3 separate regions of the Homo sapiens genome follow, and all the other regions are linked to region 1. Evidence: chromatin contacts called from ENCODE Hi-C or POLR2A ChIA-PET data. All regions are on one chromosome and are shown on one strand. Each heading gives the region's core, a stretch centred on a gene start or an enhancer-like site at or near the end of the contact. The rest is flanking DNA. Distances are from core to core; before and after follow the strand shown. Region 1 holds the start of METAP1 (methionyl aminopeptidase 1). Region 2 overlaps DAPP1 (dual adaptor of phosphotyrosine and 3-phosphoinositides 1). Region 3 overlaps DAPP1 (dual adaptor of phosphotyrosine and 3-phosphoinositides 1).

What was found. A loop is a pair of places that touch in the nucleus more often than their neighbours do. ChIA-PET counts read pairs that join two places held with the same protein, here RNA polymerase II (POLR2A). Pooled maps may share reads with other maps.
Region 2: a map of B cell shows a loop between it and region 1 (7-fold over the local background). The contact joins the enhancer-like site here to the promoter of METAP1 in region 1. A Hi-C loop is called at or near these places in 6 of 168 maps with a recorded cell type or tissue (B cell, CD4-positive, alpha-beta memory T cell, CD8-positive, alpha-beta T cell and 3 more), 17 of 37 single-sample maps with no recorded cell type and 15 of 50 pooled maps. POLR2A ChIA-PET finds 5 or more read pairs at or near these places in 3 of 52 experiments (CD4-positive, alpha-beta T cell, T-cell and activated naive CD4-positive, alpha-beta T cell).
Region 3: a map with no recorded cell type shows a loop between it and region 1 (6-fold over the local background). The contact joins the enhancer-like site here to the promoter of METAP1 in region 1. A Hi-C loop is called at or near these places in 2 of 37 single-sample maps with no recorded cell type and 8 of 50 pooled maps.

What each region holds. Positions count from the first base shown.
Region 1 is chr4:98,993,460-98,998,064 of GRCh38, forward strand. METAP1 (methionyl aminopeptidase 1) reads left to right here and starts at 2,262. Exons shown (of 11, transcript NM_015143.3): 1 at 2,262-2,408. The coding sequence starts at 2,295. MIR3684 (microRNA 3684) reads left to right here and starts at 3,928; the gene lies at 3,928-4,001. RefSeq lists enhancers at 1,704-1,753, 2,675-3,457 and silencers at 1,994-2,313, 2,474-2,933.
Region 2 is chr4:99,819,441-99,823,906 of GRCh38, forward strand. The region is part of intron 1 of DAPP1 (dual adaptor of phosphotyrosine and 3-phosphoinositides 1); the gene reads left to right. Among named protein-coding and RNA genes, the nearest start is that of DAPP1, 4.8 kb to the left of the region's middle. RefSeq lists an enhancer at 2,607-2,976. Within about 2 kb of position 2,596, at least 4 of the 41 ENCODE cell types and tissues checked have a DNase peak (open chromatin) inside an H3K27ac peak, as active enhancers do; they include B cell, GM12878 and OCI-LY7, where a contact is called at or near this core.
Region 3 is chr4:99,845,071-99,849,504 of GRCh38, forward strand. All of the region lies in intron 3 of DAPP1 (dual adaptor of phosphotyrosine and 3-phosphoinositides 1), which reads left to right. Among named protein-coding and RNA genes, the nearest start is that of DAPP1, 30 kb to the left of the region's middle. Within about 2 kb of position 2,466, at least 6 of the 41 ENCODE cell types and tissues checked have a DNase peak (open chromatin) inside an H3K27ac peak, as active enhancers do.

The DNA.
Region 1 (4,605 bases), core at 1,012-3,511:
CAGTCCCGAGCTGTAAGCCCACACTCCTGAGCCCTTGGGTGGTCCATGGGACCGGGTGCCCTGGAGCAGGGGGTGGCCCTCGTGGGGAGGCTTGGGCCACGTGGGCAGGAGCCCACGGTGGGGCCGGGGGAGGCTCAGGCATGGCGGGCTGCAGGTCCTGAGCCCTGCCCCGTGGGGAGGCAGGTAAGCCCCGGCAAGAAATCCAGCACAGCACTGGTGGGCCGGCACTGCTGGGGGACCCGGCGCACCCTCCGCAGCTGCTGGCCCAGGTGCTAAGCCCCTCACTGCCCGAGGCCGGCGGGGCCGGCCGGCCGCTCTGAGTGCGGGCCGCCAAGCCCACGCCCACCTGGAACTCTAGCTGGCCCGCAAGCGACGCACGCAGCCGCAGTTGCCACCCGTGCCTCTGCCACCACACCTACCACAAGCTGAGGGAACCGTCTCTGGCCTCGGCCAGCCCAGAGAAGGGCTCCCACGGTGCAGCGGCGGCTGAAGGGCTCCTCAAGCACGGCCAGAATGGGAGCTGAGGCCAGGAGGCACCGAGAGCAAGCAAGGGCTGCGAGGGCTGCCAGCATGCTGTCACCTCGCTGTCACCTCTCACTGTGAGCACCACTGCACTCCAGCCTGGTTGACAGGATGAGATGCTGTCTCAAAGAAAAACCAAACGACAAACAAAAAGTTGACATCATAGTAACTGAAGAAATCAGGTAAGTAAATTACTTTATATGGTATGGTGCAGTTTTTATTTAAAAAATATTTTATACATACATACATACTTATTGATTTTTTTCTTGTATACAAAAGTATATGTATGTATGCATGTAAACATTTCTATTACTTGATTTTATTACATCATTTTTACTGCTTATATTGCAAAACTAAGTTTTTTTTTTTTTGAGACATGGTCTTGCTCTGCCGTTTGGGCTGGAGTGCAGTGGCAGGATCATAGCTTACCATATCCTTGACTTCTCAGGTTCAACAGATCCTCCCAGCTCAGCCTCCTCAGTAGCTGGGACTACAGGCGCCTGCCACCATGCCCGGCTAATTTTTTAGTTTTTAGTTTTAGTTTTTGTAGAGACGGGGTTTTGCCATATTTCCACCCTGGTCTCGAACTCCTGGCCTCAAAGAATCCGCTGGCCTTGGTGCCCTGGATGCCCTGGCCTCTCAAAGTGCTGGGATTGATTACAGGCGTCAGCCACCGCTCCTAGCCAAAACAAAGTTCTTAAAAATAAAAGTAGTATGAGCTTTTCTGGTGTATTAAGTACGGAGAAGTTAAAAAAATACAATAACAAAGTTCACAGCCTTTTGTGATCAGTAAATGTTAGTTTTTCGCTCTTCCCTAGTGACAAGGAGGCACTCAAGCATGAGTTACAACACAACCGACCTGGAATACAGCTGAAAAGATTGAAGCAACAGGTTCGCAGGGGAAGGCCTTTACAGCTTCTTTCGACTCTGACATTTCAGGATCAGCACAATTCTCCCCTATTTACTGCTGAAGCAATCAACTGGGATTATACAAAAAAATTATTTGTATTGAATACCTGACAGTTGTGTTACTATTACTAGCACTATCGGTTTTGAAGGGGAGGTGGTGGTGTGTGGAAAAAAAAAGTCTGGCAGGAGGGAGGGCAGATGTGAATCCCAGCCCACCGTCCCGTTGACAGCTCTATGGCTCTCCTTTCTGTGAATGAGCGGTGGTCCTTAGGCCTCAGACCCGACAATGTCAGTGAGAAACAGAACTTAACCCAAGGGACTGTTCTCCAAGGAGCGGCGGGGGAATCCAACGCAGAGGAGCGCAGCGCCCTCTCTAGCCTCCTGCGGGTGTCGGGGATGATCAGGGCTCCTGGGTGTTCGTCAGTGAAGACGACTGTCTTATCTGACTGTAGGCACAGAGAGTGCGCCGCGAGAGGGCGGCTCCTCACCGTCAGGCGCCGGCAGGTCGCGTTCTCTGCTGGCCGACGCCCGAAGGCGCCGAATGGGGGGGCCCTGCCGAGCTCCCTTACAGCCCCAATGTGCGCGCCGCCGGGAGGCTTGGGCACGCAGGCACCGCCGGCGGGGGGCGGGGCGAAGCCGGCGGGGCGGGGCACCAGCTGCGCGCGCGGGGCGGGGGCGGGGCCGGGGCGGGGCGCGCTGCGTGGTCCCGGCCGGCCCTGGCTCCTCCCCCTCCCGCGCCCAGGCCAGCGGCGGGCCCAGCTCCTCCCCCGACTCGGTCTCTCTCCCCTCCCCTCCGCCCGGCAGTTCCTCCCTCCCGCCGCCGCCTCTTCCTCGGTGAGGCGCTCTTCCAGCGGGCAGGCAGCATGGCGGCCGTGGAGACGCGGGTGTGCGAGACAGACGGCTGCAGCAGTGAGGCCAAGCTCCAGTGTCCCACTTGCATCAAGCTGGGCATCCAGGGCTCGTACTTCTGCTCGCAGGTAGGCGCCCGCTGCCCCGCGGATATGCCGCCGCTGCGGGACCCCTCCTCGCTTCTCCCCTGCTGGCTCCTCCCGCCCTTGCGGCGAGTCGGGACGCGCTCCTCCTCTTCCCCCCGGCCGCGTTTCCTCCTCCCCCCACCCGCGTCGCCACCGCCCCCTCCTGCCTCCTGGGGTCCCTGGGTCCTCGGGAACCGCGCTGGGCTCACGCGGGGGCGGGGGCGCCACCCGCCGCGGCCATGTGGGCTGGGGCGGAAGCGGGCTGTGCGGGGTCGCGTGGCCGCGCTAGACCTCCGCGTTCTGGGGCCGGTTCCCCGCGCTGGGGCGGGGGCCGCCAGGTGTGCGGGCTGCCGGAGGCAGGTAGCGGCGCCGGGAAGGAGGGCAGCCCGAGCGTCGCGAGCCTCCACATCCGCAGCACCGGCGGGGCTCGGGTCTGGGCGCTGGAGGCGCCGGGCCGTCCGTCGGGTCCCTGCGGGGTGGGGGGCTGAAGCTACCTGCCGGGCTCTGAGAGATGGGTGGCCCGAGGACCGTCGGAGTCGCAGAGAGGAGGAACGCTAGCTAGCTCCAGCCCCACTTCTTTGTGCTTTACTACCGTGCTTTGACACTTAAGCAACTTTGGGGGTGGGGAAGGGAGAGGTCTGTGTAATTCATTCTTTTCTTTCGGTATATAAAATTATTAATTTACAAAACTGTAAGCTAACGGGATGAGTCACCTGTGACTGAATTTCCCAGAGTGAAAAGGACAGTTCCATTGAGGGTTAGGCGTGAATGCTGTAGTGTATTTTAAGTTTTGTGCAGTAGAGCAAACCCAGCGTTGAATGGGGTCCAGACTGAAGCGTGTGCTCGTGTTTCTGTTTACTGAAGAGTACTAGTGTTGCTGCTGCATTTCGAGACCCAGGATGAGGGCTGGGCGGCAATAGTATGGCTCTTAGTTACAGTCCAGGTTTAGTGAAGAGAGGCACATGAATATTCAAATATTAAATTGGTAGCGTCCTGTGGGGAGGAGAGCCGGAATAAAGAGAAGGCCTGATTGGGGCCCTGCCCTTGCCAGTTATTGTGCGATCTTGAATTAGTAAAGTTACTTAATCTTTCTGAGTTCCAGTGTTACACTGTACAGAGGGGATGATTATAGCTTTCTTTGTAAGTTTCACAAGCTTCTTCTGAGACCCAGATTATCCAAGGAACGTGAAATGCTGTTATAATGTAAAGTCCTTTATTTTTTAAAGGATTCTAGTACGATTTAACTCTGCCATAAATAAAAATATGAATAAGAATGAAGGCAGATATATGAACACAATACAAATAATAAAAGTGTTTTCCAACATAAAACATAAAAACGTAAAGATATAAATAAATACAATCTTTACGTCACAATATTTGTAGATAAGCGATTGCAAAAGGTCTTAGCTGTGTTATACAGTCTTGTTTTTAGATAGGATATGATCCTTGACCTTGTTAGTATAATTTGGAAAAACTTGCACGTGGAGGAGTGTTGCTTGATCTAAAAATAGCATTACCGAACAATCTAAAGGACCTGTACTAGGTTTAACATGTTGAGCATTACTCATGTTAGACCTAGTACACGTCCTTTAGATTCTTTAAAATTCCCAAATTCTATCTTGTTGTGGCCTGTGTGGGACCTGAAATTAAGAAACAGTGTTTGCTTTTGACAGTTGTACCATCTGAGTAGAATAACTTTAAAAGTAGGTGGCATTTTGAATTAATATGTATTACAATCTTCTGTTAAGATTTTAAAAAGGTAGTGTGAAACCACATTCATGAAACAGGTAGAAAGAAGGTGAATCACTGGGGTTTGTGGAAAAATGCTAGACAAATTTGTGAAAACAAAACATCTAGGGTTTATTCCGTGTGTTAGGATTGGAGGTATTTACATGTTGGATTCTGCAGGTATATTTCTGGTATCACTGTTAGACATGCACTCAAATATTCCCAGAGTGGCTGTCCCAACTGTCTCTTTTTCTTCATTTCTGTTACCACCTCCTATGGTCAGCTTTTAAAATTTCCCACCAAATCAGTTGTCATACTCTCTTAATTTATTTCTCTACTGTAATTCCTCCCCTTGCAAACAAACGCCCACAAAAAACCCTATCAAACAAAACCTTTTGTACAGAAGTTATTTTTCCCGCAGTCTGATTATGCGTATCCCTCATTGCTTTCAGGATTCCAGCCCCACATTCAG
Region 2 (4,466 bases), core at 1,346-3,845, 830 kb after region 1:
ACTTGCTCCTGCAGCACCTCACTGATACATTTTTTATAGATAACAATTTGAGAACTCTTGACAATGACTTGTTGCCTCTGCCAGAATACTGAACATAACTCGAACATTATAATGACTTTTTCTTTGAACCTTTAACCACTGGCGAGATAGAATCTCTACCAAACCTTCTGATTAATTTAGTTTCCAAAGACCTCCTTAAAAACAAAATGATTTAATGTAATGGATAGATAAAAGGTAGCTGGTTTTAATGACTTAATTTTTCAATTATTTTTAAGAGGTTATTTGAGTAGTTAGATAAATCCTTACGTTTATGTTTTTGATAGACATAAACAGATAAGTTAGTGGTTAAATTACAGAAATAGCAGAAGTCTTTGTTCTTGGGCCTCTGTTTTTTTCAGGCTCTGGAATATGTAAATCCTGTAAATTGAGCCCTGAACTGCAGCAAATCCATCACTTGCCTTTCCAGGACATATACAACTTGCTCAGAGTACAGGTTTATTATTTTCTAAAATACCTAAATCAAGCAACACAGTGCTTTTCCATGTCTCATTTATAGAGTGTCAGCCTAAAATCATTAATTTTCTTTCATCTAAAATACATTAATGTGTCCAGAAGCAAAGGAGAAATAAAACCATCTTAAATTGTTGCTCAGCTTCGCTTACACTTCTCAGGGGAGGGTATGGGCTTAGGGGGAAGAGAGGTGTGGGGAGGGCAAGAAGTGAGGGTGTGGAGAATCAGGGGAGAGGAAGGAGGTGGACCATGAACGAGGAGATGGGTCAGGCTGTTTGCTGCTTGCAAAATGAAAATATGGCAAAATAAAACAAGTAACAAATACTGGAGATATCACCTAAGTAACAAACTGGTAAAGAATAGCTAGTTAAATTACTGAAAATTCCAGCAATTCTTTGGCTTTAACAAAGGTTACTATACTATTTCTACATATAGCTATATATATGTATAAACACAAAAGAAATAACAAAATGAAAGTGTTTTAGCATACTTTAAAATTAAATATTCAAATGATCTAGTCAGTTGTAACTCCAAGTGAGAAACATAATAAACGTTCTCTTTTTTAAATACTTTCTCAAATCGAAAGTTGTATAAGAAAGTGCCAGTGTTTGGCTGGATTGGCCAGTGCCAAAGAACTAGATTCCAAGCTCTGAATATTTAAATAAATTGATAACTAATTAGTCACATATAAGAGAAGTTTAGAGTAGACCATGGAGCAGCAAACCTTTTTTTTATAAAGGGCCGGGTAACGAATGTTTTAGGCTTTGCAGGCCTTACAGTCTCTACCTCAACTACTCACATCTGCTGTTGTGCAAAAACTACCAGAGAACACAGAAACAAATGACCGTGATGGTGTTCAAACAAAACGTTATTTATACACTGAAATGTGAATTTCATATAATTTTTATGAATATTTTTCTATTTCCCTCAAGCATTTCAAAATGTACAGCCATTCTTGGCTCCCAGTCCATACTAAAACAGGTGTCTGACAGGAATTAACCCTCAGCTGGTGGTTTGCTGACCCACGGAATAAATGATAATAAACAAAATGAGTCCGTATTATAAGGCAGGCATTTTGTAGACACCAGCTCTGGTCTTTGAAAGGCACTGGTATTCCAGCTTTACACAGGAAGAGACTCAAGAGCAGAAAAATCAGGTTGCCTACAGTCTCTGAGTGTCTGTGTTCAAAACCCATGCTGACTTCACAAACCAGGTTGTTTCCCTGCTGTGATAGTCCTAATTTACTGACCACCTACTATGCATCAGCACCATACCATTCACACGCATAATGCCATTTAGGCTTCACAATAACACTTTCAATACGATATCACCATACTCATTTCATAGACGCAAAAGGTGACTTCAATAAGCTAAGTATACGATCCAGGTCACAGACTTTGTAAGTAGTGGAGCTGAGAGACACACCTAGGAACTTACCCCAGAGCTTTCCACTGCATGGTGCTGCTTTGTAGAGCCCACTGGTCAAAGGTATGTATTCTAGTAATGGCAATTAGTAATTATTGGATGCTTATCATGTGCTAAGCACTAGTTTAAGCCCTTTGCCCATGTGAACTTGTTTAATTTACACATTGCTGTGAGGTGGGTATTATTACTAATGTTGTCCCCATTTATAGATGAGAAAAGTAAAGAACAGAGTTTTAATCACATGCTTAAGTTTCCATTCTAACATACCTTCAAATCCAAGAGTTTTGCTCCAGAGCCTTCATGCTTGACTGCTGATGTAACCTCCTGGTTTTCATCAAATTTCTCTCATCTTACTATACTAGTACATGTTCATAGTTCTTAATATGAACTGAGAGAAGCAAAGAAAGTTCTGTGATTATAACAAAGTTTACTATAAAAGACATTATTCTTTCTATTCCTCACATAATATACATGCACATGTACACAAAGCCAGGCCAGCATTCTAGTTAATCAGAACATTATTGAATTTTGTGTAGAATTCATTTTCAGGACTAGAAAAATTTATTCAGCTAAGAAACGTAAAGTCAAAATTTCAGTGGAACCTGTTTACAGCGGTGTGACACTAACTACAGCAATACAGCTTGTTCCTCTTCTGTGCACAGCTCTGTAATCTTGGATTCTAAAAACGGAAGGTGGTTCTTCTGTGGTTGTATAATTAGTATGTAACTAGTGTACAGTTCCATCTCTTCATAACTCAAGTGAATTTCCTCTTCAGTTGTGGTGTTTTTCTGTTCCTCCAAAGGGTGACTTCCTTCTACTTACAAGTGGAAATCTGTCCCACAGACTGTCCATGTTGTGGGGAGTCACTTTGTTTCATTCATTCACTCTTCTACTGGGTCATAGATCTATCTGTTGTATGATGACGCCAGGCAAGGCAGCATAGAGGAGACTACAATAAAGAAGGCATGGCTGTGCAGAGATGGAGGATTCATATGCATGTAGAGTTAGAATGCAGTGTTGTGTGGGCTGAGGGCTGTGACAGTGTCTAGATAAAACAATCTCCTATGGAAGGCTATCTTCTCCACAGTAGAAGTGGAGAAGATGGCCTTGGAGCTGATATGATTTTTGTCAGTTGAAGTTAGAAAAGGTGAAATTTTCTACAGAGAAAATGGCCTGAATAAAGGAGTGATGGTAGCAAAATATGCAAGGATTCAGAATTGAAAAAGCTCACATGAACTCAGACCCACCCAGTCCCCAAGACCCATCTGGTTTGTCAGCATTCTGGTGGTCTGGTTCTGGTCTCTACCTCTATCCATCTCATCCTATGAGAAGCTTCAACTTGGCTTTTCTCTTGTACTTCTGTTTTCATGACCATACTCTTAGATATTTTGTTAAAACCTGCATTAATTTCTGGCTCCTACCAACTCCCGTAGAGGATAAATTCCTATTCTGAGCCCATCGACCTCTGTGTCCTACTGCCTGATAGAGGCCTGCCTCTACCAAGAGCACAGTGAACACTGCTGGGCCTTATCAGTGTTCGCTGCTCACCACTTGCTTCTTTATGGTCATGCTTCCCCTGACCCTGCCCACTAGCACCTGCCCCCATTATCTGTTGTTAGACCTTCTTTGTTTAAAAATGTTTATAACTTTAAAAAGTGTAAGAGTAATCACTTGTTTTAATAACAGTATGATGATTATGTAAAAGAATGTCACTTTTGAGAGATGCATGTTGAATTATTTAGGGTTAAAGTGTCAGGATATCTGTAATTTACTTTAAAACTGTTCATCGAAAGAGTCAAAATTAAACGTTGTATTAAAAATGTGGCAAAAGGTTAAAAATTATTCTACCTGAAATATGGGTATTATTTCAATGCAGTAACATTGATGCTATTTTTCTACTTTCCAGTATATCTGAATTTATTTATAATAAATAGTTGAAAATAATAGTAATATATATTAATTATCAAAAATTAGAGAGATGAAGAGAAGCATCAAAATATAAAGAAAAGCACTAAAATGTCAGCCATGTACTACTACCTAAAATAACATTGTTCATCTTGATTCTAGTTTTTAAGAAATGTTTTTCTGTACACACACACAAACATATATAGAGATTGAATTGTAATCATATTATATGTATAATTTTGCTTTTGCTTTTTGGTAGGATATTTTTCCATCATCTCCTTCTTGATCTGTCTCAAAGTAGGCTCTTGCTTCCCTCTGAAAGCATGGATATTTAGGTTGATCTAGATTCTGGAGGGCCTAAAATAGATTTGGTCAATGAACAATGTGGACTCACTGAAGGTTCATAGGAATGTGGAATTACATAGTCATCATGTTTTGTTTTTAGGTAGATTAATCTGATAGTTCAGCATGATGGGTGGCAATGGGGCTAGAGCCAAGATAGTGGGTTAGTGAGGGAGTTTTCAGATTGGTGAGTAGGAAACTAGAGTGCTAACCCGGGAATAGTCAGGAAGGAACAAGGGTAGAATCCAGCAATTCCATTGAGCTAAGCAAAATAAGCGACTCAT
Region 3 (4,434 bases), core at 1,216-3,715, 850 kb after region 1:
TTTGCTAGGTTCCAGGCATTCACCTACATCAACTTATTTCATCTCAGCCACCCACAATAATGCATACAACGGTCCTATTTTCAGATGAGGAAAGGAAAACTCAGAGGTTTTAAGTCACTTGCCCAAGTTTTCACTGCTGGTAAACATCAGGGCTGAGATTGGAATCTGGGCTAATCTGGTTCTAAAGCATAGATGCTTTCCATGCACCTTGCTATCTTTTGAAACTGGTCCCACAATAACAGTACATTGTTGCCATGGTACAGTGTGGCCTTAAATGGATTTGGAAGAACTCAGAGCTGAGATTGGAATCTGGGCTAACCTGGTCCTGAAGCATAGATGCTTTCCAGGCACCTTGCTATCTCTTGAAATTGGTCCTACAGCGACACTGCAATACATTGCTGCCATGGCACAGCATGGCCTTTAATAAATTTGGAAGAATTTCTGCTACAATAATGTAGTAGAATGATTGTAGGATATGGCAGGGCTGTAACACATGTCTTAGTCCTATCCCTCAGTCTCTTCTTTATCTCTTCTTTAAAGTCTACAATAACATGTTTGGTACATGAAGTAAACCTATTGTTCTAAAGAGTGTGAATCAACTTTAACTTCTGCCTTTGTATTTATTGTTATTCCCATTTTATTTACATGAATTGCTATTTCAGAAATTATACCAGAGGAAACTTTAAAACATAAAAAGGCTGAAAAGAAAACATCCCCCTAAATATACAGGCTCATCTTAGTCATGTGTCTTCAGCAAGGATATCAAACAGCCTGTCTAAGTATAACAAAGTAAAATAAAATTTACAGCTTGAGAGAGAAACTGAAAGAAAGGGAAAATGAGAGGTAAGATCAAATGACAGCAGGAACAAAGTATTTCAAATGAATATTGTACATTTACAGGAAGCAGTACAAGCATTTGGTAATGAAGCTTCTCGATGTTTTTTTCCCCTTATTTGGGCCTGTATGCTTAGTTAGATTTACAGGATGTTAGAATTGAAAGGGAGCTCAGGGACTATTGCATTTTTCCTTTATAAATGAAGAAACTGAGGCCTGGTTAGAAATGGGGAAGCAAAAACTCACATCTCCTTTCTCAAGCTGCCTCCTAAAGAATCAATTTCTTCAAACTTTGATTTATACATGTCAACTCTTGCCCACAATACAGCACAGTATTTCACATGCCCTAGAAGTTTCCATGGTGACTAGATTGAGGCTGAGAATAATTATGGTATAATGAGTAAACACACAAATTCTAAGTTTCAACTCCAGCCTCTGCCATTTGCCGGCTCTGTGTGTCTCCTCAGGTAAGTTAAATAATCTCTCTGAGCTTCAGTTTCATCATCTTATGAAACTGATTAGATGGTAGTAGCTCATACTTTAATGACTTATTGTGAAGATTGAATGAAATTAGGCACATAGGACATTTGGAATGATTCTTAGCATAGTATAAGTATTCAATAATTATTATTCATATTTAATAAAATGCTTTTATGGTTATTAATTCCATCAGATTCTATGCAAAAGCTGTACGTTCTTTGATAAATAATAAAGAATTAGTTTAGGGACAATTGAATTTGCATTTATCAAATGTTTGTGATGTCCTCTTCAAACTTTAATCTAGTTCCATAGTGGACTCATATAAGTGGTAGAATCAAGTGAGCACTCCAAAAATAGTGACTTGACTTGGATATTTGAACAGAATTTTCTCCTACACTGACTAACTGGTATGTCTCTCCTAGTTCAGTGCACTTCACCCTATGAGACTGGAAATTAAATATTAAAACCCCTTCACATGTAAATGAACAAGGCTTAAAGTCCATTTGCAGAGCAGGTGGCAAAGAAGGAAGGAAAAAGATCTTGAATAACCCTATTCTCTCCCACCAACCCCAAGAAATCTACTTCTCATTGGAAGGAGGGGAGAGAGGAACTCATTATGCCAGTTGCAGAGCTTATTTTCTGAACCTGAGGGCAGTAATGAAACACGGATGGACATGATCTGATTTTAATTTAATTCAACAAAATGTTTTGAGTGAAATGGCCCTGTGAGCCACTGATAACATAGAAAGATAAATCAGATATTATTCTTGCCTTCAAACACCTTACAGGCTAGCTGGGGTACCTGATGAATAAGCACTGACCTCACTGCATAAAATAAATACTCTAAACAAAAGTTTTTCTTTAGGAGTTTTGTGTACCCTGTGCTACACTCTATTTCAGATACCAAACCAATGCCTAAGAATTGAGACTGTTCTTACTCTCTTTCTGAGTTCCTGCTGGAATACAAGATAAAGGGTCCTTCAATGCAATTTCATATTATTGCATACAGTTATATATGTAACTCTTACACATAACTGTAAGTTACCATTCAGTCAAAGTAAATGGAAATGCCTGCCTTGGTCCAGCTCTGATCATCTCAAAAACATACCTCCGCTAAGCATGGCTGAAACCAGGTTTCATGTCAAAGGCAGGAAACAATAGTCACCTTTACGTAGTTCAGAAACTGAAGTGAAACTTATAGCCAAGTTTCCAAGGCCTGTGGTTACTGGTCTTCCTCATTCTTCTTGCTCTGCTACCCCTGCCTCCTGTTGCCTTTTTCTAAATCTCCCAGCTGAGTCCTGGAGTTCATTTGGTCTGAATCTCAGTAACCCAGGGTCCCTTTCTTCCCGAGCTGAGGCACTAACTTGGACCTTGGAGGCAAAGTATTAAGAGTCTGTGGTAGCGACAGTAGATAAGTTTGTTTGTTTGTTTGTTTGTTTGTTTGTTTTGAGACAGAGTCTCACTCTGTTGCCAGGCTGGAGTACAGTGGCGCCATCTCGGCTCACTGCAACCTCTGACTCCCTGGTTCAAGCGATTCTCCTGTCTCAGCCTCCCGAGTAGCTGGGATTACAGGCATGCGCCACCATGCCCGGCTAATTTTTGTATTTGTAGTAGAGACGGGGTTTCATCATGTTGGCCAGGATGGTCTTGATCTCCTGACCTCATGATCCGCCCCCTCGGCCTCCAAAAGTGCTGGGATTACAGGCATGAGCCACCGCGCCCGGCTGATAAGTTTCTTTTGATTGGAAATGACAGAAACCAGCTCTGGCTAGCTGGGTTTTTTTGGTCTTGTTTTTGATTTTGTTTTTAAGTGAGTAGGGTACAAGAACAGGGAACAGGAGCAGAATTTTTTTTTTTTTTTGTGATGGGGTCTCACTCTGTTGCCCAGGCTGGAGTGCAGTGGCACGATCTCGGCTCACTGCAACCTCCGCCTCCCGGGTTAAAGGGATTCTCCTGCTTCAGCCTCCCAAGTAGCTGGGACTACAGACGCATGCCACCACGCCTGGCTAATTTTTGTATTTTTTTTAGTAAAGACGGGGTTTCACCGTGTTAGCCAGGATGGTCTCCATCTCCTGACCTTGTGATCCGTATGCCTCGGCCTCCCAAAGTGCTGGGATTACAGGCATGGGCCACCGCGCCCTGCCCAGGAGCAGAATTTTTTAAAAGGATATTAACAATATACCCTCCCAGAATTTAAGGGCAAGTTGAACAACCAAGAGACAACAAGGAATCTGCTTAGTAATCATGGCAAGTCTGAGGCTTTCAGTCAATTGATGTGTCTGTCTTGATTCATCTCTGATCGTCTCAGAAGTGTACCTCCGCTCAGCCTTTCTGAAACCAGGTTTCATGTCAAAGGCAGGAAACAATAGTCTACTTCATGTAGTTCAGAAATTGAGTTGGTGGACCTTCTCTCTAGAGAAGCAATTAAGTGGATCCCCAAGAAGTGAATCCAATTAGTGTGACCAGGTCAGGTATTCGAGGGCCGGGCCAGGTCTGGAGGTATAACATGGTTATAGGGAACCTATCTCTGTATACTGGGAGGTACAATCTCTGCAGAAGGGGAAATCATTAAGCCTCACAGCCATGCCAAGAAGTCTGTATATTGGCTCTTCCTTGGGCAAGAATAGTCATCTAAGGAGAACTGTCTTTTAGGACACCAGATTTTTATCAGTATAAGTTGCCGTTTTATAAGTACTTTGTCATCTTCATCTCACAATTTAGTTTAGCCTCATTTGTGGGGTTACTAGTTAAAATCAATCTACAGTCAGTTTTACTCTCTTGGTTGACTCAATGCCATTTTCCTTTGTTTTACTTTTGTTGAATTAAACTTTAGAGGAGGTTTTCAAAATAGAATTTGGGTTCCTCCAACAGAGATTTGAAAAGTTATGCCTGCGGTTATTGTCCTTTCTTGCCTCAGGCCTGGAGAATTGTGGACCTGGGAGGCTGGTTCATCCCAGGTTCTTTCTTGGTTCAAGCCTGCATTACTGTAGCATTCATTCATTAATTCATTCACTCATCTGCCTTCATTATGTCAGAAACTCTATCAAGTGGTAGGGATACAAAGATAAATTTGACTGATAGGTGCGCTGAAGAGGCTCACAGAGGTTGGAAATGCACACG